Regions from separate parts of the Mus musculus genome. Here regions 1, 2, 4 and 5 are each linked to region 3. Evidence: chromatin loops called from intact Hi-C (ENCODE). Cell type or tissue: left cerebral cortex. All regions are shown on one strand. Links, peaks and the distances in the headings refer to the core of each region. The heading gives the core; the rest is flanking DNA.

Region 1 (6,328 bases), core at 919-5,918, 150 kb before region 3:
GACTCTGCTCTCCCATCCCCCTCCCTACTTAGTCCTATTCCATTTTCCCCTTCATCTCTCCATAACACCATATTCTACTTTTCCATTCCTGAAAGATTCTCTCGCTCCACTCCCCATCCCTTGCTAGATACCTAACCTCTGTTCTTGTGTTTTTAATTATCCAAAAAATTTTCATCTTTCTTTATTTTAAAGAATCCTTTCCTAATTTCATTCATGTATCCTTATCTCTTTTAAGAAGATTAATGAAAGCTGTTTCAACAATTCTTTACTTTCTTGTTTCCTCTAAGTTGCATTCCTTCTGTGTGTTTGTTGTGGTCTCCGTATGTCATGTTAGAACCTTTCCACATGTCTGGTAATCCATATTGCTTGTTATTAATAAAAAAAAAAGAGAGGAAACAGAAAGCTCGTTGGAAGCTTTCAGCTCAGCCATGGAGCTGGTTACAATCGACTCCATCAGACCACGCATTAGCAGACCCCCATTGCCTGTATCTTTTCATCTTTTTTCTTGGCTAGAGTTTAGAGTCTTCGGAGAGGATGCTTCTCATCTCTTGCATGGAAGATAAGGATCTTTAGAGCATTCTGTGGTTATAGTTAGAGGAGAGGGCTAGAAAGCTCACCATAAAGTGTGTGCTATAAACAAATTCACCAAGTCCTCTGATTCTGATTTGAGTGTCTACACTCAATACCAATGCCTCTCCTTAAAACAAACCTACAGACTTACCAGCAGAATAATCATATTAAAAAGATAACTTGAACTGCATCTCAATGGCTTAGCTACCAACTTAGATCTGTCTCCTGTGAAATTTCATGTAGATGTGTTTCCTGAGGGATTATTCAGGGATCAAGTTTCTTTATATAGTTTGATTCTATCAAGACTAAAGGGATTGTGTTATGAAGCTTCTAGATGAAGAAATCAGGAAAGAGCTTTGTGTGTGAAGTTTTCATGGGTCAAGCTAGAAAGCAGCATTGAGAAGTACCTTCACTTCCTCATTCAGAACTGTTACATAGCTCGATCTGATGGCTATTCCTGGTTGTCAGCTTGATTACATCTGGAATGAACTACAGTCCAGAAATGGAGGGCGCACTTGTCAGACTGGAAGACAGGATTCTGACCTTGATCTTGACATGAAGTTCTTGAGGCATAGTGGCCATGAAAAGCTTATGCCCAGGCAAGGTAGTACACACCTTTAATTCCAGGAGACTGAGGCCAGCAGATCTCTGAGTTCAAGGTCAGCCTGGGACAAAGCAACTTTTAGATCCAGGCATGGTGGTACATACCTTTAATCTGAGCCACACCTTCTGTTAGAGGCCTACATTAAGGACATTGGAAGAAGGAAGACACACATATCCTTGCCTGCTTGCACTTACTAGTCAGCACATCTGTTGGAACCTACATCCTCACGATTCCAGCTTATACAGAAGACCAGCTGAAACAACTAGTCTGAGACTGAGCAACTACTAGACTCTTGGACTTCACATTCACAGTTGCTCATTGTTGGATTAGTTAAACTGCAGACTACATCATTCCTATAAATTCCCTTAATATATATATTGAGAGATTCTATAAGTTCTGTGACTCTAGAGAACCCTAACTAAGACACTATACCTAACTGCAAAAGAGGTCAGGGAAATACGCCAACCTGTGTCTCCAGAAGGAAAATGAAATGGGTTTGGAGAACTCACACATCCCCCACTTTAATGCATGATCTGCACAACCTGTAAAATGGCAAAGCTGGAACTGCAGGTCCTGCAACGTTTAGATGAGGACAAGATTAATAGAATGCTTAGTCAAATGCCAGGTACACGGGAAACCCAGAGAGTCACTGTTAGTGATGTTATGCTTTTTTTCTTATCCTTCATTAGTTTGTTTTACTAAAACTAGATGTTCATTAAAAATTAAATCTTTCTGAACCCTAGGAATAAAATGGAAGAACAGCTAACAGTATCCAGAGGTAGAAGAAACAAGAAAAGTAGGGGGAAGAGACCACCATGTTGACCATCACACAGATGTTCATATAGTAAATGTCTTCTGAATATCTACTGTGTACCAAGCATGTCCAAAGATAACTGGATAAATAAGATAAATCCCCCATACTTGAGTTTACTGAAATCTGGCTACAAATCAAAAACCTAAACATTACCATTCTTTGGATATTTGGGGCTAGTTTCCAATGGAAAGTTGGGAGCCATTCCAAAGGATAAAGTGACCTGAGGTGATTTTCCATTTCAGTGGTCAGATAAAGGATTAGGTAAGGTTGTCAGTCACCTCCACGTTGTCTGATCCAGTGTGTAAGTCTCAGCCATCATCAGGCTGATGTGCAGCAGATCAAGATGTCGTGCTTGAAAGAACAGCTCTATGGCTTCCAGATGCACATGCATCCTGGCTTTACTGCTCTTCCATTGGCTGTTACTCCTCTGAGTCTTGTGTTAGCCCTCCTTCACTCCAATGCATCTTAATGGTGGAGTGTCACTATACCTGAGTCATTATGCCACTTCCCTGAGCAATCACATCTCGGGTCATAGCTCCTAACACCAGCTAGAAGTTGGAGGTTCAAAAAATTGTATACCATATCAGCCTTCACTTAAAATTCAGTTTCTTAAGCTCATCTCCTTTCTCAGCTTCCACCTTGGAATCCCACTATCTGAACTTCTGAACATCTATCCCTTGATTCCTTTATCCTATATCCAATGTATTAGTTTGTCTCTTGGTTAAACTGTCAATGTATATCCAGAACTCAAATATTCCTTACTATCTGTACCTCCATAGCTTGGTCCAATACACCCTCATCTCCTTCTTGGAATCATCCTGATGCATATTGTTTTTCTCTTGGCTTTTACTCTAACACCCTTATTACAATGTGTCATGGTTATAAGAATACATACACAGACAGGAAGAGAGAGAGAGAGAAGATAGATAGATAGATAGATAGATAGATAGATAGATAGATAGATAGATAGAACTAGAATGTAAAGAAAACATCAGTCATGTTCATGGTAGCTAGAAAGGTCCCCAGGAGCTAGAACACTGATACTTTATAGGCATTTGGGTTGGTTTAAATGAAAATGGTCCCCATAGGGTCATAGGCAGTGATACTATTAGGAGGTGTGATCTTGTTAGAGAAAGTATGTCAGTGGGGATAGGCTTTGAGGTTTCAGATCCTCAAGCCAGACTCAGTGGCTCACTCTCTCTTGCTGCTGCCTGCCAATATGGATCTAGAACTCTCAGCTACCTCTCCAGCACTGTGTCTGCCTGCATGTTGCCATGCTTCCCAACATAATGATAATGGGCTAAACCTCTAAACCATAAACCAACCTCAATTAAATGTTTTCCGTTATAAGAGTTGTGGCGGTCACCGTGTCTCTTCACAGCAATAAAACCCTACCTAAGACAGCATTGAAAAACAAAAAGAATGCAGTCTTGGAATGCAGTTTCTCACCTTCCCCTAAGCCACAGAAGAGCTTTTCCAAAAACACCTTCTTACCCAGGGTCACATCCTCACAGCCAATGCTGGGTTTCTCATCTGTCTGGAAATATCTTTCCCTGTTTCACGCCCAGTGTGTATGCCTCCCTTCTGATGATGCATATACATGAGTTGACACCCAGACAGTCCTGCTGCTACATCAGTCTTCTCTGAGGCAGGAGCCAAATCCTTCTTCTGTGGCACCAGAGGGGTGCCCATAGCCTCTTATCTGCTTCTGGGAAGAACCCACCAGCTAAGAAGGACCAACACTCACTACCGAAGCCAACTGTGCTCACTCTTTGGCTTCTCTCTGTGAGTAAGGCCTTGTTCTGTCCAGTTCTTTATTGTGATGTTTTCCTTGGCAGCTTCAAAGGCAAGATGCAGCGGGCAGAAGTTTTTGAACTTCTGCTCCTGATAATAGACAACAGATGTTCTTGCTCAACACTAGATATTCAGTATATTTTAAGTACATGAAGGAAAGAATGTGGGCGCTGTCTAGAGACCCAGTATATTTGGAATAAATGGAGAACAGCATGTGGACATTCTTCAGAGGACCTGGTGAAATGGAGACGAGCCATTTCCTTCCCTATAGAGCTCAAGGAGCAGATTTCATTGTGTATTTGCATCTTTCATTTCTTATAAGTGTGATCACAATGATTGGCGCATGAGCCAGTGCTGATCCCCAACAAGAAGATAAGACCTCAGAGGAATACAGGTTTAGTTCTTGTTCTCAGTAGAAATGGCTCAAAACAGTACACTGATGCAATGGTTTTCCCACTTCCATTAAACCTGCTTTCTTCCCCTACAAAGAATATTATCAGCCCTCTCTTCTAAGGACTCCTTGGTTTTCACTTACTGAATTTAGAGGATTGTGTGGTCTTATAGCAGACAGTGTTATTTGCTTTAACATTCCTTCTACTTCGTTAGCATGACTAACTTATCCAGGTTCTCTAGGGGCTTTCCCACTTTTAAGGTTGAGAGACACATACCTGGGAAGCCACCACCATTCCTGGGCAAAACAAAAGTTATCTGGTTATTCTATAACTAGTCTAACCTCTTCCACTTGAGTCTAACCTCTTCCACTCACTGTGTTATGCCATATACCTACAGATCCCTTCCATTCAAATGCCCGATGCAAGGCATTCTTTTTCTTTTGCAATCACTGAGTACCTGGCTGTGGGTAATTTCTAGATAAGTTTGATTCTTTTAGAGGTACAGAGACTATGAAGTTCACGATAATGTCACCAGCATGCTCGGTTGGGTTTCCTACTCTATGGTGGAAACCATCACAAAGTAAGGCAGAGCAAGTGTGCTGTTGCAGGCCCCTCTTGCTCCTTTTTACAAAGCCACTAATGCTGTTATAGAGTCTCCATCCCTATGACATCGGAGACTCCACTGCAAATACCCTTAGCACAATCTGGGGGGCAAACTACATATGAATATGTGAACTTCAGGAAGAATCTTCAAACCACAGCAACTCTGGTTCCCTAGAATATCAAGATGACAAGCCATTGCCATAGTCAGTGCTGTTGGGTGCCTCAGATCTTTTCTGATATAGTCATCATCCCTGGAGCTAACAGTTCAAAGTTATATTCATCTTACAGAAGCTTGTCTTTAGTCTATGGGAAGCTGATTTCCTGAGGTTTTCAAGGAGACTTTGTTCTTCCCCCCCCCCCCTAAGGTCAATGACCATGTGGTGGCGGCATACAGCTTGTCTCACTCTCTTGCAGATGGCACAGCCCTGTAGTATCATTTATAATTTAGGACTCTCCATGGAGCACAGCTGTAGCCAGAATTTGGATGCACCCATATCTCTACAGTGCTTTTATCACTGCCTCACAGAGTTCTACTAAGAGAGCTCCCTAATACATCACTTGCAACATGATCCCCATCTTAGACTGTGCCTCTAATCATCCAAACATGAAACAGCCAGTATTGCACATGGTCTCAGGAAGCTACATGCCTGAGTTGGCTCATCCATCTCCTTACTGTTGGCAACAAGGACCCCTATCTCTTTGTTGGCAGTTGACTTGCTTAGCTAGACAACTGCTAATACACTTTCTGATCTTGGATAGAATACAAGCTTCAAGAGATGTGCTGGCTTGGGTAATATCCTGCTATTGAAAGAGAAGGGAAATAGTAATGTTAAAGTCTGAAACTCGATCGTTTTGCTGAGTGCCCTGGATGCATGGAGGAAAGAGGACCTGACAAGTTCAGATTGATTGCTCAGAAATACAAAACAGAGCATGGAGTTTAGTGGGTTCTCTGACAATGTTTAAAGAGCCGTTCTCTTCTCTGGTATCAAGAGAGCCCCTAGAACCAAAATCCAGCTAAAACAAAACCTGATGCTAAGAGTGGCAGAGTTCTGAAAAGAGTTCAATTCTAAGTCTTAGAAAGTCTTCCAGTGAGGAGGTTTTGATGGCTTCATCCAATCCAGGTAGATGGAAGTATAAACATTGAGTGTCCAATTTTCTTTAAACAGTGAAGACCACAGATGTGAGGTGTACTTCTTTGATAAATAAAAGAGCTTCCTATTCTCAGCCAGCCTTGGATATGAATAAAGGCCACAAACAACAACAACAACAAAAAATGGGATCCTAGAATAAGTTAGTGCCCAGAATCTTTCTCTCCTCAGCCCCAGTCCCATCATCAATGTCAAGTCTCAGCTTGACTTCAGTCAGGTAGTTCTGGGCATGAAGAGGAAGATCAGACCTTAGAGCAGTGAAGCTCACCAGGATGAATGTACTAGACAGAACTGGGTCAGAATTCCATAAATGGACCATGATGGTAGTGGATCAAGAGGAACAAAATACAGAGTTATATAAGAGTTTTTGGTAGCAGGGAACCCTGTGACTCATGTGCCCAAT
Region 2 (6,328 bases), core at 395-5,394, 130 kb before region 3:
AGTGGATCTCTGAGTTCAAGAGTTCAAGACCATCTTGGTCTACAGAGCTCCTGAATAGCCAGGGACACACAGAAAAATCCTGTCTCAAATAAAATAAAATAAAATAAAATAAAATAAAATAAAAAAGACCTTGATTAATGGTGTGTCTTCCCAACTCAAAGTGAATCTTCAAGTAATCCAATTAAGAAAAAAAATCCCTTATGGGTGTGCCCCCCTCCGCATTTTGGGGTTTTAGTTCATTTCAGCTGTAGTCAAGTTGACAAACCAAAATAGCCATCCCAGTGAGGTAGTGATTTAGAGAGCTGTCGTGTGTGTTCTATGAATCAGAAGGTGAGATTGAGTACCAGCTGTGACCTGGGAACTCTCCTCATTTTGCTCAGTGCCTCAGTTTTCCCATGCCCTCAACGTCATTCCAGCTAATACCTAACACCTCCTGAGGAGACCAAGTCAAGAACTTAAAATCAAAGCTGTTCTTGGTGTTTTCATGGTGTTTGTGAATGAAGAGCTCAGCTGTTTGCTGTGAATGGAGAACCGAGGAGAGTAGGGAGAACTCATGGATGTCTTTGTGCCTCTTGAATCTATGTCCTTCAGTCAGTGATTAGGAGCCAAGCCACATTATGAAGTCTAGTAAACCTAAATACATATTGTCAAGGGTCCAGTCCCTCCCAGTTTCCACACCCTATCTCTTATTGAATAAGAAAACACTGTCCCCACACCCACCCACCCCAGAAAATCCTGAGAGCCACTAAAAACAAAACTGTAGGCAAAGCTTTTCCTCAAGAAATAAAGAATTTTCTCTGCATGTCAACTACAAAACCAAGTCATTTGACGAGTTCTCACGGGTCTGGTATAAAAGTTCTGGTCCATTTTATTCTAGAAATCTCTATCATGAGCCAGCCCATATCCCTGGAGATACCAGGGGAACATTGAAGTGCTTTGAAGAAGGGTTTCATGATGAGAAACCCTTCATGAAGGGATTCAGATGAGATCTGCATTTTAGGAAATAAACTGTGGGCGTGGGTTTGCTTGGGGAAGGAAGGAAGGAAGACAAGAGGACAGGGCAGGTTGCTTCCATGCACAAGCCCTGGTGATAAGTACAGGACCTGAAGGAGGGTAGAACTAATCGGGGTTACAGGAAGCTGATAGTTCACAGAGATAATTAGAAGAATAAAAGTCCAAACTTAGTGTACAGTTAAAAGAAATAAGAATAGTTTTCCAGTTGACTGTGTGTACCCTGCCATACAGGGCTGGGATGTGGGTAGAAAGCAAGACATCCAACGCCTCCTAGAAGTGAATCTTATTGAGATAAGGATCAGGGGCTTTCCATGAATCCTCTTCACAAATCTGGACCTGAGGAAAGCCAGACAAGAAGATACATGTCTGAGGGAAAGGAGAAAACATGTTTGGTCCTAATAAGGTTGTGGTGAAGGATAAAAAGAGGAGGAGCTGTTCTGTTCTAGAACAATCCAGCCCCACCCAGGTAAGGGCTGCCTTGTGAAGCTGCTAGCATTTTCAAGACGTTGATGGTGGTTATCAGCTGGCACCAGAGCAAAATCAAGGATGTGTTGACAGCTAGGAAGCCCCAGCACAACCGGAATGTGTGTGTGTGTGTGTGTGTGTGTGTGTGTGTGTGTGTGTGTGTGTGTGTGTGTGTGTGTGTGTTTCCCAGAACATATACCAGGCTTGCTGTTCACAGACATCCTCAGAGAACAAATAAACATGGCAATGCAACCTTCAAACACCATTTACACAATACTCACTTGTGGTGGAAGTTTGAAATATTCCATGGGGACCATTTACCTATACCCTGTTCATTCTTTTTGCTCTCCTTTGTCCCCCAAAGAAAACCCTTCTGCAAATGAAATCCCCCACCCCAGCCAAGCACCCAATCACCCACACAGTAGATCTCAAGCTCTCTGCCCACCTTAACTCTTTTCCTTGGCCATCTATACACACACATGTATCTAAACACGTTGCTCTGGAAAGTATTGTGGTAACGGTTAGGAGGCACTTCGTATGGCAGGAGTGTGTGTGAGCATGGCAAGCAAGATATGTAGAAAAGAGAAGGGGGTAGAAGAGGATGGGTGGGTGCTTTACAACAGCCTTCTCTCCAAAAATGAATCCATCCCTGAGAGAAGCAACCCAGTCTCTGGGGAAGGATGTTAGCCCTCAAAGACCTCAAGCCAGTAATGCTCCAATGGCAAGGTCAATCAAGATGAGCTCCGGCAGGGATTAAACTGGGTCTTGGGCACTGAATGAACTTGACAGCACTGTTACTTGAAATGTAACCAGGCACCAATGACCGAGATGCATCTGTCAACTTTGCCAAGCCCCAACCTTGCCACTTGGCCCTGGACCCTAGATTATAGCCTTGGTTCCAGTTTCCCTATATGTAACGTAAGAAACAACCATGAATGAGATCATAATCTTTACATTGTACAGAGACAGCTAAGATTCAGAGAGCTGAGTCATTGCTCTTAGAAGAAACAACTAGAAGACAGAGTTTGAAGCCCCAAAGCCTGGTCCCTTCTTGCTCATAACCACTGCACCGTCTTGCCTCAACGCCTACACAAAATTGGTTCTTAAATCTGTGATAACGGAAACTTGGACAAGTTCATTAATTCCCTAGACCCCTGTTCCTGCAAGAGAAGTGTTTCATGATTGTATATCTTCTAAAGATGCTGTGGGGAATCACTAAGTCAGATAGTAAAGGGATTCATGGAGAACCCCAGCAGCTGTGGTCACAAAGCCAATGCTCACCGCAGCAGGAATACTGATTGATCTGTGAATATCACAAGCATCCGTGGTGTTTGCAATTACTTGCTTCAAAGCTTGTGATTTCCCTGAACTATGTGTTCCAGAAACTGTCTCTTCCTAATTTGCATTTGGCAGCCTCATCTCCACAGAGCACACTTGGGAACATCCTCTGCTTTCGATGTTATTTGTACATGTATTGATAAATGGCTTTTAAAGTCCCTCTCTCTTAGATTCCTGTGAGGATTAGATGACATAATGCATGCAAAACAGCTAGTATCATTTTTGGCTTGGGAATTGCACCTAATTAATATTGGTTCTTTTGCCTTTTGCAACAGAATACATTACTTGAGACAAACACTCCAGAGTCCTATAGCAGGTGCCTCTGAGGGACACAAACATCTCTAGCACAGCCCACATACCGTATGGAATGGGCAACGTGATGTACAAGGAAACCCATGCTGGAGTCTACCTTGGAGGGCAGGGGATGTTGTGGATTACAGAGAACAATGCTGCAGGCGTGTTTGAAAGTCTCCAGAGCAGAAAGAGGAAGGCACTTGATGTTCTGATCGCTTAAAACTGCTAATTAGGCTCATGCATGCTACAAACACTGGCAGCTCTTGTGTCCTGGGGTAATAGGGACAAGCCTGGCAAAGATGCTCACAACCATAGCCCACCTGTCCATAAGCCCATGTGCTGTGCCCATAAAGAGATGCTTCAACTGAGAACACTGGGGAACAAGCTACCAAGCACGTTTGAATGTTCTGAAATTCCGAGTAGAAATATAACGTCCAGGTGGGCACAAAAGTCTCCTTGCAACCACTGGGGAAATTCTACATTCACTGCACCAGGCAGTAGGGGAGAGAAACCGTGCCTTTGGGTGTGGAACACACTGCTTCTGGTTGGTGGATGTGCCCACTGAGAACTGCAGCAGCAAGTCAGCTGACATTTCCGAGCTTCCATGTCTTCATTTGCAAAATAGAAAATACGCACTTGGCACAGGTATGGGAAGCATAAAGAAGTAACCTATATGAAGGGACTAGCAGGTAATAAAGCCCCCATCAGTGCTACCACCTACGGGTAGCTAAGCTTATCTGAGGGCACCCACCAGTGAAATCATCGCGTTCCCGTCTTCCTACTCGAGTGGCTCCGGTGGTTGTACTGTTGAATGGCGCCTTGAATGAGTCACAGACTATTAATACACCGGGACTTGTCATAAGGACAAGTGACAAATAAGGGCTCAAGGACAGAAAGGACCTGGACCATTCTCAAATAAGATAAACTATGCCATAAATAACATGGCATTGGCTGACTTGGGGAGGGGTGCTGATGAGTAGCTGTTATGGATTTAGAGAGCTGGAAGCGGTCCAAGCATGAGAGGCTAGAATAAGAAGGTGCGAAGAGGGAGCTTTGACTCTAAGCAAATGAGAGGCCAATGAACCGCGGGAGCTGCCTACCAGACCAAATAATGTGGGGCCAATCCACGGCAGAGGAAACACCCAATGAAAGAGAAGTTAATCTGTGATTGACAACCCTAAAGAGTTTCAGGAACTCAGCAGCAGACACTGTTAGTGGATGAGGAAACTGAGGCAGGAAGTGAGCCTAGCCCTTTGCCTGTCTCCAACACCCTGGTGCAGACCCCAAGGGTTTGGTGAATTAGCCAAGGAGTCTTTAGACTTTCCAGTCCTTGAAAAGACCTCCAGATCTCAGGATCCTGCTTATCATAGCACAGCTCCTGATGTGTCCGCATTACCAGTAGAATACACATTTCTTAGCCCAGTAACAATTTGCCATGTCAAAGAATATTTTCAATGATTCTGTTCTTAGTTTTTATCTTATTTTACTTTATTTTGACTACCAATTAAATCTTTCCCGTGGTTCCTTTCTTGCCATTAAGAATATAAACTTTAAACCTGGACTATGATTAAAAGGAAATTTTCATTCCTTATCTGCTCCTTTTAAACTTTCTATTTTTAAAAATTTGTTCAACTAGGGCTTAAAAATCTTAAAATTATATTATAAAATATTAGTTTGTGTGATGTATAGCTTGTGTAAGAATAGGGATTTTTTTCTTTACTTAAAAGAAAAAAATTAATCTGGCAGTGGTGGCACACACCTTTAATATCAGCAATCAGGAGGCAGAGACAGGCAGATCTATGAGTTCAAGGCCAGCCTGGAATACAGAGTGAGTTCTAGGGCAGCCAGGGCCACACACAGAAAATAAACAAAAATCATGTATATATGTGCCAAACTTTGCTCAATAATAGTAGCAATTACATTTGCTTCATTTGAAATTAATCTTTCCTTTCTAAACATTTTTTAATTCATGAAGAAAATGCAACATATTTAAATAACAACCTCAAAATAAGATGGAATTTAAGCTTTCTAAATGTAAGTCTGATATATTGAATTTAAATAAAGGTTATACATAGTAGCCTTTACTTACAGCACAACAGAGAGAGAGAGAGAGAGGGAGAGAGAGAGAGAGAGAGAGAGAGAGAGAGAGAGAGAGAGAGAGAGAGAGAGAGAGAGGAAGAGAGAGGAAGAGAGAGACAGAGACAGAGACACAGAGAGAAACAGAGACAGAGACACAGAGAAATTCATTGAATTCTAAGCTTCTGAAACTATAAACCAACCAAGACAAACAAAATACAACCTAGGAAAGTGAATACAATACTAGGAAAGGGGACATTCATTTTTGAAAATTTAATTAATTAATTAGTTAGTTAGTTAGTTAATTAATTAATTTTACATCTCTACCTCAGTTTTTCCTTGCTCCCTTCTCCCCATCCTCCCCCCACCCCCATCCACTCCACTACCATCTTCTTGCCTTCTCTTTTTCTTTTCAGAAAAGGGGAGGGGGAAAGGAGGCATTCTTATTGGCCTATCAGATGCAGTTATAGCTTAGCTATTTCAAAATGGTTTCTCAACATTTTTAGGCGTGAGTGTCTATTTAAATGCTATCTATTAGATAACAAAATAGAATGCATCATTTTAATATAATAGACTGTGGTAGTTTGAATGAGAATGGCCCCCCATAGGTTCCTGTATCTGAATGTTTGGCCCATAGTTGGTAGAACTGTCTTGGAAGGATTAGAAGATATGTCACTGAGGGCGGGGCTTTGCAGTTTCAAAAGTCCATGCCAGGCTCAGTCTTATTCTCTCTATGCCTTCACCTTGTGGGTCAGATATACGCTTTCAGCTACTGCACTAGCACCATGCCTATCTTCCTGCCACAATGGTCATGGCCTACTCTATGAAATCCCCAGCTAAATGCTTTTTTGCTATAAGCTGCCTTGGCCATGATGTCTCTTCACAGTATTAAAACAGTGGCTAAGACAGAGGTAAACTTTATTTCTATTTTTTCTTTCATCATAAATACTTGGGTCAATCCAGAGATAAACAGTATACAGATTCCATGTTTTAACTGGAGAGAGAGAGAGAGAGAGAGAGAGAGAGAGAGAGAGAGAGAGAAGAGAGAAACTGGGGTACAGGCATGGGGGAGTCCCAGAACCTGCTGTATGTTCATTAAGGAGAAGTAGGAGGAGCTTAGACACACAGGTCAGAAACTGAG
Region 3 (6,328 bases), core at 724-5,723:
TTTGATTATTACTAACAGGGACAAACTAATTTTTCTCATCAAGAAAAAATGTAAATAAAACAACAAACAAAAGAGTCTAGTGTTGGGGCGTGCTGGTGCATGCCTGTGATTCCAGCACTTGGGAGACCAAGGCGGGAAGACTGAGTTCTAGTCCAGCCCAAGCTACATTACAGAGTAAAACGTGAAAATCTAAACGAACCAAAAGAAGAGTCTGTCTCTCTCCCTTTAAGAGAAGTCCCCCAAGCTTTAAGATACAGAAAGTGGGCCAAGTCTGGAGTCTAACTGCCAGCATGCATGAAAATTCCCAGCCACATGACCTTGAACTTGCTTGGTCTCTGGCTATGTATCAGTTTCTCCCATGGTAACAGGAGAATAACAATAAATTCCATCTCTTAGGGCCAGTTGTACATCTTAAAAGATGCAAGGTTGCTAGTCAGCTTTATCACCCTCGCAAACAAATAACCTGAGAAAGACGACGTGTGGAGGGGTGTTATTTGTTCCGGTCTCTGAGATATTTCTGTCGGTGGCCATCTGGCTCCCTGGTGAGTCAGAACACCACGGTGGTAAAAGCACATGGCAGAGCATGTTCACCTGATGATGGGAAAAGAGAGGAGGGAGGGAGGGAGGGAGGGAGGGCCACCAAAATGGCATACATTCAATAACCTTATCTATTTAACTAACCCTCATCTCTTGATTCCCATCTTCTTGCAATAACAATGGATTCATCAAAGGCTATTCATTGAAGATTACGTCAGAATGATGGAGTCATTGTGGATTACATCAGAGGCTAAGGACTCCCCAGAGGCCTATCAGCTTTCAACCAAGCCCTAACCTGAGACTGTGGAGATTTGGCATTCAAACTCTCCCATATAGGAACTGGGTTTGGATCAAAGGGTGGCCCCAACGGTGTGTTACCATCCATCCATTCCACTCCAGTCACAATTCATAGCGACAGAAATTGTGAACAATCACATCTGTATTTTATAATGTGTGAAACAATCTCCCTCACACTGTCTCTGTGTTCTGTCCCCTCCAAAATGTCAGTGGTATCCACAACGATACCGGCCTCAGCAGTTAGAGAAGGTCTGGTAGGCCACTCAGTGGGTAAATCACTTGCCACACAAACAGGAAGACTCACCTTTGGGTTCCCAAAGCCCGCAGAAAACTGTTCGGGTCGCATGCATCAATAATCCCGGCCCTCCTATGGGGGGCGGGCGGGGTGGACCAAGTCAGGAGAAGCTCCAGAAGTTCAGGGGCCAGGCAGCCTGGGGTACAAAGCAGAGAACAAGAAGAGGCCATGGCTCAAAGGAAGCAGAAGGCAAGAACCAACATCTATGGTTGTCCTCTGCCTTCCTCAATAGTCATGTCATAGCGTGCACTCACACATGCATACACACAAACAAGCATCATATGTGTCAGTTGCCCACCAGAGAGTACATGTGCAACCATCTGCGTGTGTTTAATCCTGTACTCTACTGCATAGCCTTAGGTGCGGGCAGCAAAATATTTACATGTTGAACATTTTCTGTGTTTGGATAGTGAATGTCTGTGTGAAACCTGTAACCTGTACATTATCATACAAAATATACACTTCTAGCTCACATTCACATACTGCTTCTACCGAGGCTTATTGCCCAGATACTCTGTGATTGGGTTTTCCTTAATACAGTTTGACCCTCCCTTTGCCTCGTGACTCCCCTCTCCTCTCCTCTCCTCTCCTCTCCTCTCCTCTCCTCTCCTCTCCTCTCCTCTCCTCTCCTCTCCTCTCCTCTCCTCTCCTCTCCTCTCCTCTCCTTGCTCGTATTAGATTGTCTCTGGAAGTTTGATTCAGGGATAAGTTCCAAACTGGGATGTATTTTGCTCTTTCTCTCATGCCCAGCTCAGAGCTGGGAAAAGCCATGATATGAGAAGGGAGATGAATCAAGGATGCTAAATGAGCAGAGAACCAAGTGAACCAGCTAGGTCCTGATTCACCCATAGCTGGGATGGGTGTCTTGTGTATCCAAGTAGCATCCTAGGCAGGCAAAACCACATCTCATTTTCTTTACATTTCTTTTCTGCATAGGTAATTAAAAGTTGCTTCATGGACTGGAGAGATGGCTCAGTGGTTAAGAGCACTGATTGCTCTTCCAGAGGTCCTGAGTTCAATTCCTAGGAACCACATATGGCTCACAACCATCTATAATGGGATCTGATGCCCCCTTCTGGTATGTCTGAAGAGAGCTACAGTGTACACATATAAATCAAATAAATAAATCTTTTTTGAAAAAAAAAAGTTGTTTTAAGTTGCTTGCAATTGAGGGCCATGCTGGGTGCAGCAGTTTGACAATCACATTTGAGCTAGCAAGTCAACTGAGGTTCTGATGACTAAATTCTATCCCAATAACCCACAGTGGGAGGAGAAAACTAAGACTCAAAAACTGTTCTCTGACCCTCACATGTGTGCTATCATGAGCACATACACACACACACACACACACACACACACACACACCTGTCCACATATACTTGCTACACACACATATGCAGGCATGCATATACATATACAGGTGCACATATACCCTCACACACATATGCATGCATACTTGATACCTCACAGTTCTGTAGTTCACAAATCTAACCCAATATGACAAAATCCTCTGTTCGCCATCTCTTAAGGCTAAAGTCAACGTGTAAGAACAGCTTACTCTAATTTGCCTCGTATTTGCTATGATAAACACCATGAACTAAAGCAGCTTGGGAAGAGAAAGTTTATTTCATTTTACGACTTACAGTCCATTGGGGAAGGAACACAGGTTGAGAACCTGGAAACAGGAACAGAAGCAGGGGCCATGGAGTAGTGTTGTTTACTGGTGTGCTCCCCATGGCTTGCTCAGCTGCCTTTAAGATACAACCCAGAACCACTTGGGCAGTGGACTAAACATCCCCATATCAACAGTCAAGAAAATACCTCTACAGACTTCCCACAGGTCAGTCTGATGGATGTAATTCATTCCCCAGACTAAGCAACATGCAGCTACATTCAAGATGCCTAGGACTGGTGGACCACAAGTGTGTGATTATCGTGGTGTTCCTAGAGGAGACTGATGGATGCCAGTGTCTGGGAGTAGACAAGACCAGCCCTGAACAGGGACAAAAAGCAACTTAAGGAAGGAAGAGCTTATCCTGAGTCAAGGATTGAGGGTATAGTCCGTCATAATGGGGAAGACATAGCAGTAAGTAGAAGGAAGCCAGTCACACTGTGACCATGATCAGAAAGCAGAGAGAGATGAATGCTGGTGCTCAGCTCCCTGGCTCCCTTTTTCCTTTTCGTTCAGTTCAGAAGTTCAGCCTACAGGACGGTGCCACCCACCCTCAGTCTTTCCTCTGTAGTTGAACCTTTCTGGAGTATCCTCACTCACATCCTAAGAGGTGGGTCTCCTAGGTGACTCCTACTAGAGTCAGGTTGACAGTGAAAATAATCATTACAAATGGAAGCGGCTGGAGACTTTGACTGGCTGTAAATGAGTCACCACTTTACTTCCCAAAGACATTCCAAAATGATTTGACTTTCCTCCCGTTGCTAAGTCTGGTGGTATTGCCTAGTAGATCTACCAGAATGTGCCAGAGGAAGGAGAGGAGAGACACGGCACAGAGGAAACTTAACTTGGAGAGTCTTTGATCTCAAGTGGCAGGCGCTGTGAGAGTAAAGGGGGTGCTGGGAGATACAGGGAAGATGGCCAGAGATGGAGGGAGGGAATGGAAGTGAGGCCAGGAGCAAGGTTGGCTCCTCCCAGATGTCCATTCCTAGCATTTGGTACAAACCAGGAGAATGAGAAACCGAAGAGGAGAAATAGGTATGCTGGGTGGGAAGAGAGAGATTGGACGCCTGAAGATCATTGGCACATAGGTTCATCCCTGTACCCAGCAGAGCAGAAGAGGGAATTTGAGAAAATGGAAGCTTTAGTTAAAAAGGAAAGGAAGGAGAGAGGAGGAGGAGGTCACAGAGTAGAAAGTACCCACAGGGAGCAAATATGAGGAGGGGCATCCCTACTGACAGCCTGCAATGGGAGCAGAGTCTGGCTGCCTCTGTACCAAGCACGTGATCCCATGCTCCCATCTGCCTTATAATTGTCCTGCCCAGCTTCAGCTTCCAAGGCACAGGCTGGATGCATCCTTGTGAGTCTGCAGCCCTGCACAGGCCTGCTGTCCTCATTTTGCAGGGAGAAAGCATCTTGGTGATATTATGAGACTCCAGATGGCACTCTGGGCTTCCTGCCCACATGCCTTATGCTTCCTCAACCCAAGAACGGTACCACCACCTGGGGTCTTCTTTATTTCTTCCCAACACAGCCCAACACAGCCATTCTCTTCCTCTTCATCAGCACACACTTCCTCTCCCTCCTCAGACCTCTGTCCTAGAATATCTTGCAAAGATCACAGGTTGTGGAACTCCATAGACCTAGGCTAGTTATTTGGCTTTTCTGAATGTTCCAAATACTTCATTACATGCAGAGTGCAAGATGTAATAGCCTAATTCAGCACTTGGCACGAAGTAAAAGCCACATTGACATTAGTCTGGGCACACAGACCTGCAGACATCTTTTCAGAATCTAACAAATCTGTCCAAAGTTGGGGGAGGCGGGTACAATGTCAGTCAAAAGGAGAGAGCTGCTATCTGGTCTTGCCACTTCATTGTGTGATTTTAGGCTAGTTAGTCTTGTGACTTTTTGAGCCCTGGTTACCTCATCTATAAAAATGAGGCTACAAGTTGAATATCCCTTATTCAAACTGCTGAAGACCAGAAATATTTTGGATTGTAGACTTTTCCAGAATTTTTTTTAATATTTCATAAACATAGTGAGCTCTCTTTGGGGAAGGACACAAATCAGCACATGGGCTCATCACACGCAGCCTGAAAATAAGCTTATATGTGATTGCCTAGTCTCCAGGGAAAGCATGCCGCGTGAGCCTTCTTGATAAACCTTGCCCAAGTTGTGTTCCCAAGTGTCATGTCTTTGTTCATGATGTTCTGGTCTTAAACTTGGCCTTCCCTAATATGCTCAACATGTGACTTTCATCCGATTCAGATCCTTTGAATGTCTTTCCTATGTTAAAAAAAGTCCTCATCTTAAGATGTCTACTATAAGGTGGAGGTTACTATGGAAACCCTGTCCTAGGAGTACAGACATGTGCCCAAATCTACTCCAATTAGATAAACCCTAGCCTAACTTGACACGAGTTCAGATCCTATATTAAGATCCATTCTAGGAATGTCAGTTTTCAGTGTCAACCCTGACAAATGTACATTATCAATGTTCAGTCCTTAGTCACATGTTGGCAGTGCATGGAACAAAGACTGTGACCACTAGTGCCAGCTGCGAGGTCTCTACCTAATCAATTCTATAGCTGGGTTTTGGCTCCATACATGGAATCTCAATGACTAGTCCTGCTGCAAGACTCTGTGTTTATAATGAGCCTTAATAAGGTTCATCTCTGTTGAAAGAACCTGAAATTTTTCTCCCAGTATTTGGAGCTAAGAACTTCAACTATGAAGTGATGTCCCTCTTGCACCATGAACAGGATGAGAGTAGAAGCCAATCTTGCCTTAGTCAACACTGAGTTTCATTGTCTTAATCTCATATGTTCAGGAGCCGGGTCAGTTAGGAATCTTCTGTTGCAAGAAGACAGATGGCCAAATCCAACAAACAGAATCCAGAAGCCTTGGTGCTTGCTTTAAGGATGGATGGACTCAGAGATACAATGAGGTTGTATTATACACTGCCCTCCAGCCTTATGTTCAACTCACTCTCTCTTGACTCTCATTCAACTCATCACTTTTGGCTCTCAAGAATAAAATCTGCCACCAGAAGTGTTTCTAGGTTGACTTCATTTTCATAGAAATTTAGAGAAAAGAAAAAGGAAAGAAGGAAGGAAGGCACAAGGCCAAGGAGAAAGGAGGGAGAGAGAGGAAAGAGGGATGACCACTGTAAATCTCTCCAGCACCCCTACTTCAGTCAAATATCATCAATCAACCATGTTTGGGTCTCGGCATTAGTGAACTCTTAAGCCAATTGTGAATCCAAGAGAAGGAGAAATTCAAGTGGGAAGAACGATGAAGGCTGTGATAAAGTCACGTGGTAGGTGATGTACCCCCCTGACCCGTGACCCCTGACCTCAGGCATCACATTGTATTGGGAAGAACCATATAGCCATGGATATGACACATAACTGCAAGAAAAAAATATTTTAAAAAGAAAGGAACATCTCCATCACCACAGAGCTAAAAGAGGGCATAATATAAATGCAATATATCTATATAAATATAAAAATGAAGTCTACCTACCTG
Region 4 (6,328 bases), core at 388-5,387, 300 kb before region 3:
AGGCATACATATGTGTGTTACCTTTGAAAGGAAACATACACACATGCACACACACCCCATGCACATACATATATACACACACATGCACATACATACAGATACTGATACAAACAGATACACATACGTGTTTTTCTCATAGGAGGAAAACACACACACATGCACATCCACACATGCACACACATGCATATACACATGTACATACATACAGACACAGATACAAACATACACATGTGTGTTTTTCTCTTAGGAAGAAAACACACACAAATGTGCATGCACACATGCACACACATACATTTACACAAGCACACATACACACACATATGCATATACACACTCTGCACATGTACACACATATATGCATACACATACATATATAGATAGATATAAACAGATACACATGTGTATATTACCTTAGGAAGGGAACACACACACATATGCATACCCCCCACATGCACATATATGCAGACATGCACACAGACATACATACACAGGCAAAAACATGTGTGTGTGTATACATGCATGTATGAATGCACACACATATGCACACAAGTTTTGGCATAAGACTTTACCCAGATCACATTACCTTTGCCCTGAAGTTGTCTTTGACCACAGGTGCCAGGTTGTTTGGACAGCCATCATGGCAATGTCTCATTCCAATAAGAGAATGATCCCTGGTTGGAAACCTAGAGGCGGCAATGGGGGGAAAGGAGAGGGGAAGAGCGTCAGCTCAGATGGTCTCAGACAAGCAAGGCAGCCCTGACTTATAGTCACTGGTGAAGGTGTTAATGTCTCCTCTCAGGTGCACCTCTCCTCTAACCATACTTGCTGACTGAGTCTGTGATGACCTAATTGGCCACAGAGACAGGAGCAGATGGCTCACCTAATAACAAGCCTTTTACATTCAGGGATGACCCCTTTTGGGCTTCGTTTTAGTACTGTGTGTGACCCTGTGGGCGGTTGTCATTAATCAAACATGCTCATTGAGTGTGCCAAGACTACTGGATAAATAGGCCAACAAGGCATGCTCACACTAGCTCACTTTGAACTCTGACTTAGACCCCGTGTTCCTGTCTCCCATTAAACACAAAGGCATGTACACACACACACACACACACACACACACACACACAGAGGGAGAGAGAGAGAGAGAGAGAGAGAGAGAGAGAGAGAGAGAGAGGTAAAAATTAAGGTCTTTATGTGCATCCATGCCTGACTAATTCTAGTAGCTAGATTTCACCCACTCACGCTGGCATGAGTCCCTGGTGGTTTGACAATTCCCCACACTAAGTTGGATCTCTCTGCTTCTGACTTTTCATTATTAGCAATGGGGGCTGTGTGTGGACCGGCTTGAGGGTCTGTGTGCCATGGAAATGAGGCCACAGACTTCCCATGTTTGTGCAGATGGGGAGAAGGGGCTCTGGGAAAGAAATACCCTCCTTTCCTTTCTGTGGAATGTAACCCCTTGGGGCAAAGTGAAGGTTGTGGTTCTCAGCTTTGCAAAGTCAAAGGTATCCATGTTCTAAACTGACACCAGTGTCTACCAGGGACTGTGGCGAGGAGAAGCATCGCAGCCTAGCAGCCAGGGAACAGAATAGACTGAGGCCAGAGGCCCGGGGAAGACCCTGTAAGAGCTAAAAACTAGAGAGGCTTCTGTGCTGCCACCTCAACTGTGAAGTCCTGAGGTGGGGAGTGAGAAGGGACACAAGTTCCAGGGACAAATCAAATAGGTCACTAGGTCAGAGGATTGTTCCCGAGCCAGTGCAATGAGTGTGTGTTAGCTCAGCTCAAGCAACACTCCTGATCAAACAATGCTATCGGGCAGAATATAGTTGCTCTTTGAAAAGAAACCTCCCCCCCCCCCCCAGTTTTGATACTTAGAGTCTTCAGAGTCCCTAATAAAAGAAGAAGAAAAAATACTGGATATTTTCAGGCTCCCAGTAGCCTCACCAACAACGAACACAGTTTTCTGAGTCAGGCAGATGGGCTGAAGGGTGAGGTGGAGTGGGAAGTCTGTCAACACAATGTCCCTGGGTCTGGTTGCTTCCCTTCCCGCTCTATTTTTATTATTAGGTGATTCCGGGCCATTTCCTGTTATTATTACACTTATTGTTGTCAGAGGAAGCCAATTCATTTTCATATTAGCCAGAGCAAAGCATAATCAGGAAGAGAATCTGCTACCAGAAAGGAAACATGGAACACAGACTGCTGCTTGACATTCCAAAGCCCGAGCTCAAATAAACAACATGGAACAAGCAAGAGAGACCAAAGGGATGGCAGGCAGAGCACCTCCCCCACCATAAACACCGGCACCTCAGACAACACGCACACGCACACACACACACACACACACACACACACACACACACTATACATACCTCCGACATACACCACATCACACATCCACATATGCATATACACCATGTGTATAACTTCCCCACATCATACACACACACACATCGCATACATACAGACCATATGCACACTGTGTGTGCATTATGTGCACACACAACACGCACCACGCACACAGCATACACGTACACCACAAAAACACAACACACACATGCCACACACATGCATACATACCATCATTCACCCAAAGAAACTGTCTACACAGTGGCTGAGCTTCCTGCCAGGGCCATAAAAACGCTGAGTCACCCCCAAGGAAAAATAGTCTGAGAACTACGTGATTAACCAAGACTTGTGCTCTGTACTTTTGTTTTGGAAGGAAAAGCAAAGAGGAAAGGGGAAGGTAGCCTGAGCATCTTCTCATTCACAGGGCACCTGGAGCAGGCTCCGCCCACCTCCTTGCCTGAGGTCTCTCAGGCCTCTAGGCTGCTCTGCACATTCTGCCCTTTGACACAAAGCCAGCAACTTGGAAGGTTCATTCATGGATTTAAAGTTTCTTCCAGTCTTCCCTCCTCCCTAATGAAGCAGTTTCCTTCAAAGGTTCACGATGCCCACTGTCCACTCCAGGCAGAAGAGCAGGCATTTTCTGCTGTGCCCGGCAATGGGGTTGGGGGTGAGGGGCAGGTGTGTATAGCGAAGGGAAAAGAAGGGTGTTCCGACAGGTGGATGACGGCAACTCTGCGCGCAGGCCACGCTATCTTTCCAGAGTCCATTTCAGGCACCCACAGTCATTGGTGGCATGTGGTCCTGGCATCACTGCTCCTTCCAGGGCCAAGTCAGGCAGCCAGGCTAAGAAATCATACATTCAAAATGTCTAAGAGGCAGGGTTTAAATATAGATATGCCACAATCCTAATGTGCTTCATTTAACTGTTTCAACCTTTAGTGTTCTTAGTTGAAAATTAGAGATTAACCCTGTTTTTACCTTTGCTGGCCCTACAGTTTATTCTTTAAATTGTAGCCAGGAAGATTATACCAATTAGGATTCCACTTAACCACCAGAAACAGAGATAACTGCCTAGAGAGAGCCTTAATGGGCTGGGATGGCTCTACTCCCAAGGACTCTGGTCCAAACTTCTTACCATCCCATACAGGGGGGTGGGGGTGGGGGATGACCCTTGTTTTCATAATGAACTAGAACAGGTAAAGATCCAGACATCATGTCTGCATTCCAGGTTGAAGAGGAAGGGCAAAAACAAAGAAGAAAAATATCAAAAGCTGCAGTGAACTTTTTGGAGCACATACCGTTGGCTAAACTTAGTTTCATGACTTATGCCATGTGTCCAGCCGAAAGTGTGGGGTTTCTATTATAAGGAAGAGGAAAGAAATGGATGTGAGGGAATAGCACACTCTCTCTGCCAGATCAACCCTTCAAAATATAAGGCAATTCTAATCTACGTTGCTTAAAACTGTGTTATTTCTCCCATGCAGAATAAAAGCCAAGGCCATTGGAGCATCCTCCAAGACACCGAGGGTCTGGTTTCTTCTCCCCCTCTGTACTGGCTAATTTTGTATCAACTTGACAAAGCTGGAGTTATCACAGAGAAAGGAGCTTCAGTTGAGGAAATGCCTCCATGAGATCCAGCTGTAAGGCATTTTCTCAATTAGTGATCAAGGGGGAAAGGCCCCTTGTGGGTGGGATCTTCTCTGGGCTGGTAATCTTAGTTCTACAAGAGAGCAGGCTGAGCAAGCCAGGGGAAGCAAGCCAGTAAAGAACATCCCTCCATGGCCTCTGCATCAGCTCCTGCTTTCTGACCTGCTTGAGTTCCAGTCCTGACTTCCTTTGGTGATGAACAGCAGTATGGAAGTGTAAGCCGAATAAATCCTTTCCTCCCCAACTTGTTTCTTGGTCATGATGTTTGTGCAGGAATAGAAACCCTGACTAAGACACCCTCTAACCTCATTTCTTTAAAAAAAAAAAAAAAAAAAAAAAAACTTTATTGGATATTGTCTTTACTTACATTTCAAATGTTATCCCCTTTCCCTGTTTTCCCCCCAGAAATCCCCTATCCCATTCCCCCTCCTCCTTCGGAGTCTATGAGGGTGTATCCCCACCCAACCACCCACTCCCACCTCCCTACCCTGGCATCCCCCTACACTGGAGCATTGAGTCTTCACAGAACTAAGGCCCTCTTTTCCCATTGATACCCAACAAGGCCATCCTCTGCTACATATACGGCTGGAGCCATGGGTCCCTCCATGTGTATTCTTTGGTTGGTGTTTAAGTTCCTGGAAGCTCCGGGGGATGTAGTTGGTTGATATTGCTGTTCTTCCTATTAGGTTGCAAACCCCTTCAGCTTCTTCAGTCCTTTCTCCAACTCCTCCATTGGGGACTCATGCTCAGTCACATGGTTGGCTGTGAGCATCTGCCTCTGTACCTGTCAGGCTCTGGCAGAGCCTCTCAGGAGACAGCCATATCAGGCTCCTGTCAGCATGAATTTCTTAGCATCCACAATCTGTCTGGGTTTGGTGACTATCTATGGGATGGATCCCCAAGTGGGTCAGTCTCTGGATAGCCCTTCCTTCAGTTTCTGCTTCACACTTTGTCTGCGTATTTCTTCCCTTGAGTATGTTGTTTCCCCTTCTAAGGAAGACTGAATCACCCACACTTTAGCCTTCCTTCTTAAGCTTCATGTGGTCTGTGAATTGTATTTTGGTTTCTGTGCTTTTGGGCTAATATCCACGTACCAGTGAGTGCATGCCATGTATGTTCTCTTGTGACTGGGTTACCTCACTCAGGAGTCTAGTTCCATACATTTGCCTAAGAATTTCATGAAGTCATTGTTTTTAATATCTGAATAGTACTCCATTGTGTAAATGTACCACATTTTCTGTATCCATTCCTCTACTGAGGGACATCTGGGTTCTTTCCAGCTTCTGGCTATTTTAAACAAGGCTGCTATGAACATAGTGGAGCATGTGTCCTTGTTATATGTTGGATCATCTTTTGGGTATATTCTAGGAGTGGTATAGCTGGGTTCTCAGGTAACACTGTGTCCAATTTTCTGAGGAACCACCAGACTGACTTCCAGAGTAGATGACCCAGCTTACAGTCCAACCAGCAATTTCTCACCTTCTTTTCTGGATTATTCTGAGTCTCTTGCCTTCCTCAGGCTATGCCTCCAGGTGTCTTAAACTCAGCCCTCAGCCCATTATAGCTAACGGGTGAACTACTACTTTAGCAGGGACAATCCTACAGAAACCGTGGTCACCTCCCTTGGGACCCTGCACCCCTTACCTAGATGCCCTTTTGTTGGCTGCTGTCATACCCTACTCTGCTGGGGATACTCTTGGTTAACATTTGCCTTTTACTATCAGGCATTCGATGACTTTTGGGACTTCATCTGCTGTCTCCTGTTTAAAGCTGTGGGACATTCAAACATTGTCAAAGACCTTGTGCATGCTCCTAGAGGTCAATGACAGGCTGAGTAAGTTCTAACTCTGTCTCTATTCCAACACAGGGGAGAGAAGGCACCAGATATCAAGGCTAAAAGGGCTTCATCCAGGGGAAGAGGTGACTGGGTTTGCTGAGCTTCTAATCAGTGCCCGTCTGTTAGAGGAAGACTAGAGCAAGTGCTGCCAGCCATGACTGCGGGGAACAGTGGGAAACAATTTTCAGTCACTTTCCCCCAAAGCTTCAGGACTATTTATTCTCAATTCTTTCTTCTCTGCCTTTAGTTTTGAACAAGTGTGGCTTGGGGGCACATATCCCTGAATCCATCACTTTGATGGTTTATTGCACATTAAGTAGCATAGAATTGAAGTCTGGGGCTAGGTCAGGCCCATTTTGGGTCCTCTTTTCTTCCTTTGTACCCTCACAGTGGGAGGGGGACCTGCCTAGCTGTGCTTGGCCAAGTTAAAATGAGGAGACCAGATGGTCAGAAAGAAAGGAATTTGGGTCCAGGTTCAGAAAAGGGAAAGCT
Region 5 (6,328 bases), core at 761-5,760, 270 kb before region 3:
TCTAGAGACAAAAGTCCCCAGTCAGGAAGTCATCATGACCAGACTCTGGTCCTGGTTAGCTCTTGCTTGCAGATGGCTGCCACTGTGCTGTGTGCTAATGTGGCTGCTCCCTGGGCATGCAGGGGAGATGGGAGTGGGGAGGGAAGCAACAGATACAAAACATCACCTGTATGGATGGAATGTGGTCATCACCTAAGCTTAGGGAGGGGAATTAGTAATCCAAATGAGACTAATGTTATGGGTCATTGCTCCGATGTTAAACTAAGCTCCTCTTTGCTTTGACATAAATTCTGCACCTGCTGTGATTTCTAGGCACTGAAGTTTCGCTGTACTTGTAGCAAATAGATGCTTATTGGCATAGTTGGTGAGTGGTCCCATCCCTGGCCAGGAGCACCATTGCGCTCACACTTGGGACCCACTGTAATGTAACTTTTACTCATACAGTGGGTACGCAGGCAAGAGAGTTTTCCTGCAGGAAGGTTAATGGGAATTGACTAGAAACTTGGCCCAGGAAAGAACTAAGAAATACAAGAAGAAGCTAAATGAACATGTGTGAAAGAAGGGAATGAAAGAGAGGAGGTCCTGAGTCAAACATGACTGTGTCCCAGGATTGAATGAAACAAACAAACAAACAATCAGGAACGAACATGACTGCTCCTAGGTCTGTTGTAGGAGACATTTTATTATCTAGATATGTGGGAGAACATAGCCAGAGGCAAGGACATCAGGGAGAATCCAGAGTGGTCCTGACCAGACTGAGCTGGGTCATATGGAGAGAGGGGAAGGGGAAGGCAGAGGGGAGAGGGAGAAGTGCTGCAGCCAGTAGGGGCTTGGATTATATAGGGAAGAGTGGCCCAGCTCCCTGGGTTGGGGAGTTTAGGATAGGGGCAGGATATGCCAGTCAGGAGGACCCTGTAACAGGGAGGGACAGAGGGATGCTGGGAGAACCTGGTGGCCAAGTCTGCTTCGGTATGTTAAATAGGCACCTCAGCCATTTCTCCCAGGGCTGAAACCTAACAAGGATGAATGTTGAGAATATTGATATGAAAAACCCCAGATCTCAGCTCCAGAAAACTCAAGTGCAGAAACGAGAGGAAGGTATTCTAAGTGTGGCAGGGGAGGAGCGTTCTGTTTTAGAGAAGTTCCCCCACTTGACTGGAAGTGCAAAGGTCATGGGTTCCATTTTTAGGTAAGAAAGCCGAAGTTTCCATAAGTTGCCTAACATGGTCTTCTGGGGGTGTTGGGATTCCACAGGTCACATACAACAGATTCCAGCTATAGTCACGTGTAGCTGAAGGATGGGTGTGTATGGGGAGGTCTTCTAAGCAATGTGTCTTGCTTCATCCTTGTGTGACAGTACTCACAAACCGAGGTGTATGGTCACTCTATGAAATCTTGATGCGATGAACAGAGCCTAGGGGGTTGCTAGTGTAACAGGACAGGCTCCTTTACATGAAAAATCTGTAGAAAGACACTATAAGATAATAAGAAACTTACTTAACTACATGATCCAGTCACTGTTGACTTACAATCTCACTGGGCTCCTCCTAAACAGCAACTTTGCAACGGCTTGCATCATTTCCTGTGGCCATTGCCTGCCAGGTGCAAGCCAGGTGCATCAGCATGTAAAGACTGCTCATTATCCTAGCCTCCTCCCCCTCCCCCTCTTCCTCCTCCTCTTCCTCCTCCTCTTCCTTCTTCTCTTCCTTCCTTCTCCTCCTTCCTCGCTCTCTCTGTCTCTCTGTCTCTGTCTCTGTCTCTGTCTCTCTCTCTCTCTCTCTCTCTGTTCCCATGTGTTCCCAGTCAGCCTCTCATTCTGTCCTTCTCTGTTCCCTTCTTTTCTCTGCCTCTGCTCTTTTCAGGTCCCAACTCCCCTCCCTTCCCCAATGGTAACGTCCTTACATTAATCAGGTCTGTTGCATGGTGTGATTTCTCATATGCAGGGGAGCATGCATACAAATACTTGCTTACACAAATCTACTCTCTCATACACATATAGCTTAACCAAGCCAAACTCCCCACCATCCAATCCTCCATAGTCTACACTCTTCATGAAAGAGAATGCCTCGGTCAGTGAATGAATTAAAAATACATTAATGATAAAGCTGTGGGTTTTGCCTCTATGTTTCTCATTGTCTCGGCTCTTGCTTTGTTCTGTTGCTGGATGAAGTGAGGAGAGTCTTGACTAGCTTAAGTCTATGTGGCAGTGATGATTAACCTCTAGGAACACTAGACAGTTTCTTCTTCATGCTGTTGGCAGTCTATTGGGTGACACTTGGATCCCACAACTGACAGAGGTCAACGGACAGACAGACTGCTCATTCTGGTCGCTCTGTCCTCTGGTCACCAGAATCTGTGGTTACTGCGGGCTGCCATGGTGGGAAGGAGCACGGTGACTGGCACACTGGCTCTTAGGTCACCTGTCAGTAACACTGACCTCTAAAATGTCTCTAAGACATCTGCCCGTTCTTGTTTTAGATGTGGTTGGGTGGAGGCTGAAGCGAGTCAGGGGTGGTGAGTATAAAGAGGAGAAAAACAGAGAACTTGCAAAGATTCAGGCAGTGGACTGTAAGTGTGGAGGAATTCAAGGGGACTTCTGGAAAGGGGACTTTTAGCACAGTAGACTTTTGGCCACATTGAAGTACCAAATAAGACAACTTGAAATCACTGGCAGGTGCCTGGAGGAGGTGGGACTCCAATGTGAATGCCATACCGTGTTATTATTGTCATTTATATTTACAGCATAGCTCCTCAAAGCAGCTGCACTGGAGCTCAGCAGGCCTGTCTGAGAATGAGGACGGGAACTGAGTCATAAGCGTTATCAAAACTCTGTTGGCTTCTTCTTCCTCCTCTAGAAGGTCAGCCTTGCTTTTTAAAGGGACGAGGAAGCACTTACATCCCTGGGGTGGCGAGGTATTCCAGATGGTCCAATACCTGCTCCCACATCTCAGCTGCAGTCTGCAAATTTACCTCATCTAAGTCCTTAAGCGGGTTTCAAGCCTTGGCCTCAGAGGCAGAATTGGAAACCATAAAAATACCTCTTTGTTCAGCTCCCTGGAGGGAGAACAGATGTCGTCCGCCTAAATGATTTTCATAGACGGAACGTCTCCTATGGTGCAGCTGCCCTAGAATTTCCAGAAATGACTGGGGTGATGCAAGGTACTATGGAGACCTGGTAGCTGCAGTTAGCTTTCCTTCTGCGAGGTATCAGCATCGTCCTCCTTGGTGGGCTATGAGATGTTTATCAGTGGTACCAGGAGGTGGGAAGCCAATCTCTTCGTGACCACTGAGCTTCCCCACACATGGACAAGCCTAGAGCTGAATGGAGAGGTGAGCTGGGAACTGCCCCTCCCTTCTCCGCCAGGCTCACACATGCAATGTAGGAAGGAAGCCCAGTGCTGTTCTAATGTCCTCTAGGTGACAAGGATTTTTTGCACCATGTGCAGCTGTATTCAGCAAGTACATCAAGAGGTGTGGACATAACGGGACAAATAGCTCATTTTTGACTAAGGGCACTGAGTTCTAACATTACTATTGTGCCAAAAATGTACAGGCTGGGACCCCAAACACCCGCTGGTAGAGATTCTGTCATCTCCTCTGATCTAGGAAGCAAAGGTTAGAGAACAAGAGTTCAGAGTCTCCTATTAACTTTCTAACAACCAATCCCTCTGCCTTATTGTAGCCTTTACTAACCAGAGAAAGGGGGTTTGGCTGTTAGACGCAGAAGTGGATCACCTTCATGCAGGGCAGAGAAATGGCTGATTTTGTGTATCTGCTTGGCCGGATTATAGCAGACAGGAGCCATACCTTCATCTCTCCATGCTCCTTAGCTTGCAGATCTCAAATGCTGAGATGTCTTATCTTCTGTAGTCACGTGGGCCAGTTGTTTACAGGGATGACTTTAAAGATAGATTGTTTTACCTGCTACACATACACACCTACACACATACCATATACACCACACACACATGCCTACATACCACACCACACACACTCACACACACACACACATACCACACTACACCCCCCACACACACACACATACCACACATACCATATATACCACACACACCATATATACCACACACACCATACACACTACACATACACCACACACATACTGCACATAACACACACACACACACACACACACACACACACACACACAATTGGTTGCCTGGAGAAGTCTCATAGAGGCAGCTAGTTTCAAAACCTGACCCGTGAGTTCTACAGATTTTATGTTGAGGCATCTCTATTAGAGGTGGGGGTGGGGTAGTGCTCCCATTTGGTAACCTCGAGGTCTTGAGTACATTTCTTTTTAGCCTTTTGGGTTATTTAAAAATGAAATTGAAGCCTGGCAGTGATGGTGGTGCAGGCCTTTAATCCCAGCACTTAGGAGGCAGGCAGATCTCTATAAATTCAAGGCCAGCCTGGTGTATGGAGTGCGTTCCAGGATAACCAAGGCTACACAGAGAAACCCTGTCTCAAGAAACCAAACTGGAAAAAAAAAGTGCAACTCTCAGCTGCTTCACAGAGTTCCTGAGATACCAAGAGGCCACATTTTGGAGCCCTTTGTCTTGAGGTCCATGTGGCATTTCTGCCTGTTGCCATGATGCCAGTGAGGACATAGATGGGCCTTACCCCAGGCTGTTTCTCCTTGATCAAGACAAAACCTTAAGGAGGGGTCAGGGCCAGACAAGGGACATCAATTACTTGAGCGAGAAATTTCACCAATGATATCTGTTGTGGCTGGACTTGGGATGGCATGGTTGTCCCAGTCCCTGGACTTGAGGACACAACCATGGCTGCTTAGCTCCCACGAATCCTGTGACCCTCCTCCTTAATCTACCTAGAGCTTGCTTAATCTACCAAGATCTTTTCTGCACAGTAGAAGCCATAATATTCCCATCTTAGATCTTTCAGCCCCTAAGTAGATCCAGGCTACAGGGTTGTCTTTGTCTTCAAAACTCTCTCTGCTTTTGAGCCTGTGTGGCTACTGCACGCTGTCTCAGGAGGGCCCACGTCCTGGATAGGCTCCCTATTTCCCGAGGATGGGATTCTCTTCCACCCCCAACCTCTGGTGAGTGTGTTCCTATATGAGTTCATGTTGTGTCTCAGACTTGGTGTCCAACTCCAGAATCAGGGTCAAGGGTTCACCTCAGCTGCTTTGCATCCTTCTGTTGGACAGTAGGCACACTGCTATCTCCAAGAATATGGTGGAACTGTTTCATAATAACCCATAAGGCCTCAGCGTCCTCCCATCTTTTCGTCCAGTCCACACCAGAGTCACAGAGTCGATGGTTTTCTCCCATGCCCCCTGCCCCCCCAAGCTTTTAAAGATTTAGGGTTCTTTGGGCCTAAGCCACTCAGATGAAAATAATTTATAACCCCTTTCCATCCACTCCTTTTAAATACAAGCTGTGGGACCCCCCCCCCCTCTTACTCTCCCCTCTCCCAGGCCAAGAACTCTGGGATGCTTTAAATATTTCATGGTGAGTAAAGTGGATAAAATCCTTGCTTCCAGGGCTTGCTTCTCTGGGGATAAAGCAGTGTGTCTGTGGGAGGGTATTCATGAGAACTGCATTCTGAGCAATATGTACACTTTAGCCCTGGAGATCCTGCCCACTGCTGCGCCCTTCTGTTAATATGCATAACAATCTTAGGATACTTTTTGTTACTGTTACCTACTCAAACAAATCCTTTCACAGGACCCAAGACTGAAGGCAATAGAAGCCCAAGTCCACCCAATCCTACAGCTGTCACAAAAAGAAGCAAGCTGCAGAATGAGGTAGCTATGTCGCTTTCTCCAGTACAATTCAGAAGACCATGCAGCCTTCAGTTATGTCCACACCTTAGGTAAGATCTTATGGTCTCTAAATCTATGTAGTTGGTTTTGGCAGAGTTTGGTGGGTGGCTTGGGTAGCTTGATTGAATAACTTTGGCTGGACACTTATCTCTCTCCCTCTCCCCCTCCCCCTCTCTCTTTCTCTCTTCACTGAGTTACGTAGAAATTAGGTAATGTTGGTCATTTAGACTATGATCTGAAACTAGGGCACACCATAAACATATAAATTACTTTTGTGTGTGTATTCAATTCAATTTCCCAATGAGATTGTTTTTTTTCTTCCAGCATAAGAAATAATCTACTGATTATTTCTTATGTGTATGTGCATATGTGTATGTTCTCATGTGTACATGTGCATGTTTGTCCATGTATGTGTGAAGGTCAATCTCAGATGTCATTCCTTGGGTACTGTCCACATTGTTGTTTTGAGACAGTCTTTCACTGTTCTGGAACTCTCGGCTAGGCTTTCTGGCTAAGGAGTAC

The links. Hi-C counts contacts between places; a loop is a spot of excess contacts. Peaks named below come from ENCODE experiments on the same cell type or tissue, not always from the same donor. Only the 100,000 strongest peaks of a DNase experiment are listed, where the experiment ranks them.
Region 1: it touches region 3 in a loop (8-fold over the local background); 2 of 42 quality-filtered maps call a loop at or near these places.
Region 2: a loop joins it to region 3, with 5 times the contacts of the local background. A loop is called at or near these places in 3 of 42 quality-filtered maps.
Region 4: it touches region 3 in a loop (10-fold over the local background); 2 of 42 quality-filtered maps call a loop at or near these places.
Region 5: it touches region 3 in a loop (14-fold over the local background); 3 of 42 quality-filtered maps call a loop at or near these places.

What each region holds. Positions count from the first base shown.
Region 1 is chr10:84,208,716-84,215,043 of GRCm38, forward strand. No RefSeq gene overlaps it. Among named protein-coding and RNA genes, the nearest start is that of Gm40727, 100 kb to the left of the region's middle. In left cerebral cortex, for the core only: no CTCF peak of the experiment used is centred there; a DNase peak (open chromatin) is centred at 3,622; H3K27ac peaks cover 755 bases.
Region 2 is chr10:84,226,559-84,232,886 of GRCm38, forward strand. No RefSeq gene overlaps it. Among named protein-coding and RNA genes, the nearest start is that of Gm46201, 110 kb to the right of the region's middle. In left cerebral cortex, for the core only: no CTCF peak of the experiment used is centred there; DNase peaks (open chromatin) are centred at 2,542, 2,864, 3,176 and 3,913; H3K27ac peaks cover 1,024 bases.
Region 3 is chr10:84,354,007-84,360,334 of GRCm38, forward strand. No RefSeq gene overlaps it. Among named protein-coding and RNA genes, the nearest start is that of Gm46201, 21 kb to the left of the region's middle. In left cerebral cortex, for the core only: a CTCF peak has its summit at 2,197 (motif pointing left); DNase peaks (open chromatin) are centred at 3,715, 4,206, 4,565 and 4,911; H3K27ac peaks cover 3,622 bases.
Region 4 is chr10:84,053,858-84,060,185 of GRCm38, forward strand. Gm34184 (predicted gene, 34184) reads right to left here. Exons shown (of 5, transcript NR_152790.1): 3 at 584-683. Among named protein-coding and RNA genes, the nearest start is that of Gm34113, 28 kb to the right of the region's middle. In left cerebral cortex, for the core only: no CTCF peak of the experiment used is centred there; DNase peaks (open chromatin) are centred at 938, 1,253, 2,094, 2,746 and 4 more places; H3K27ac peaks cover 1,734 bases.
Region 5 is chr10:84,086,554-84,092,881 of GRCm38, forward strand. All of the region lies in intron 1 of Gm34184 (predicted gene, 34184), which reads right to left. It overlaps Gm34113 (a long non-coding RNA gene), which reads left to right. Exons shown (of 3, transcript XR_380638.2): 2 at 5,709-5,856. Among named protein-coding and RNA genes, the nearest start is that of Gm34113, 5.1 kb to the left of the region's middle. In left cerebral cortex, for the core only: no CTCF peak of the experiment used is centred there; DNase peaks (open chromatin) are centred at 2,941, 3,368, 3,817 and 5,643; H3K27ac peaks cover 2,262 bases.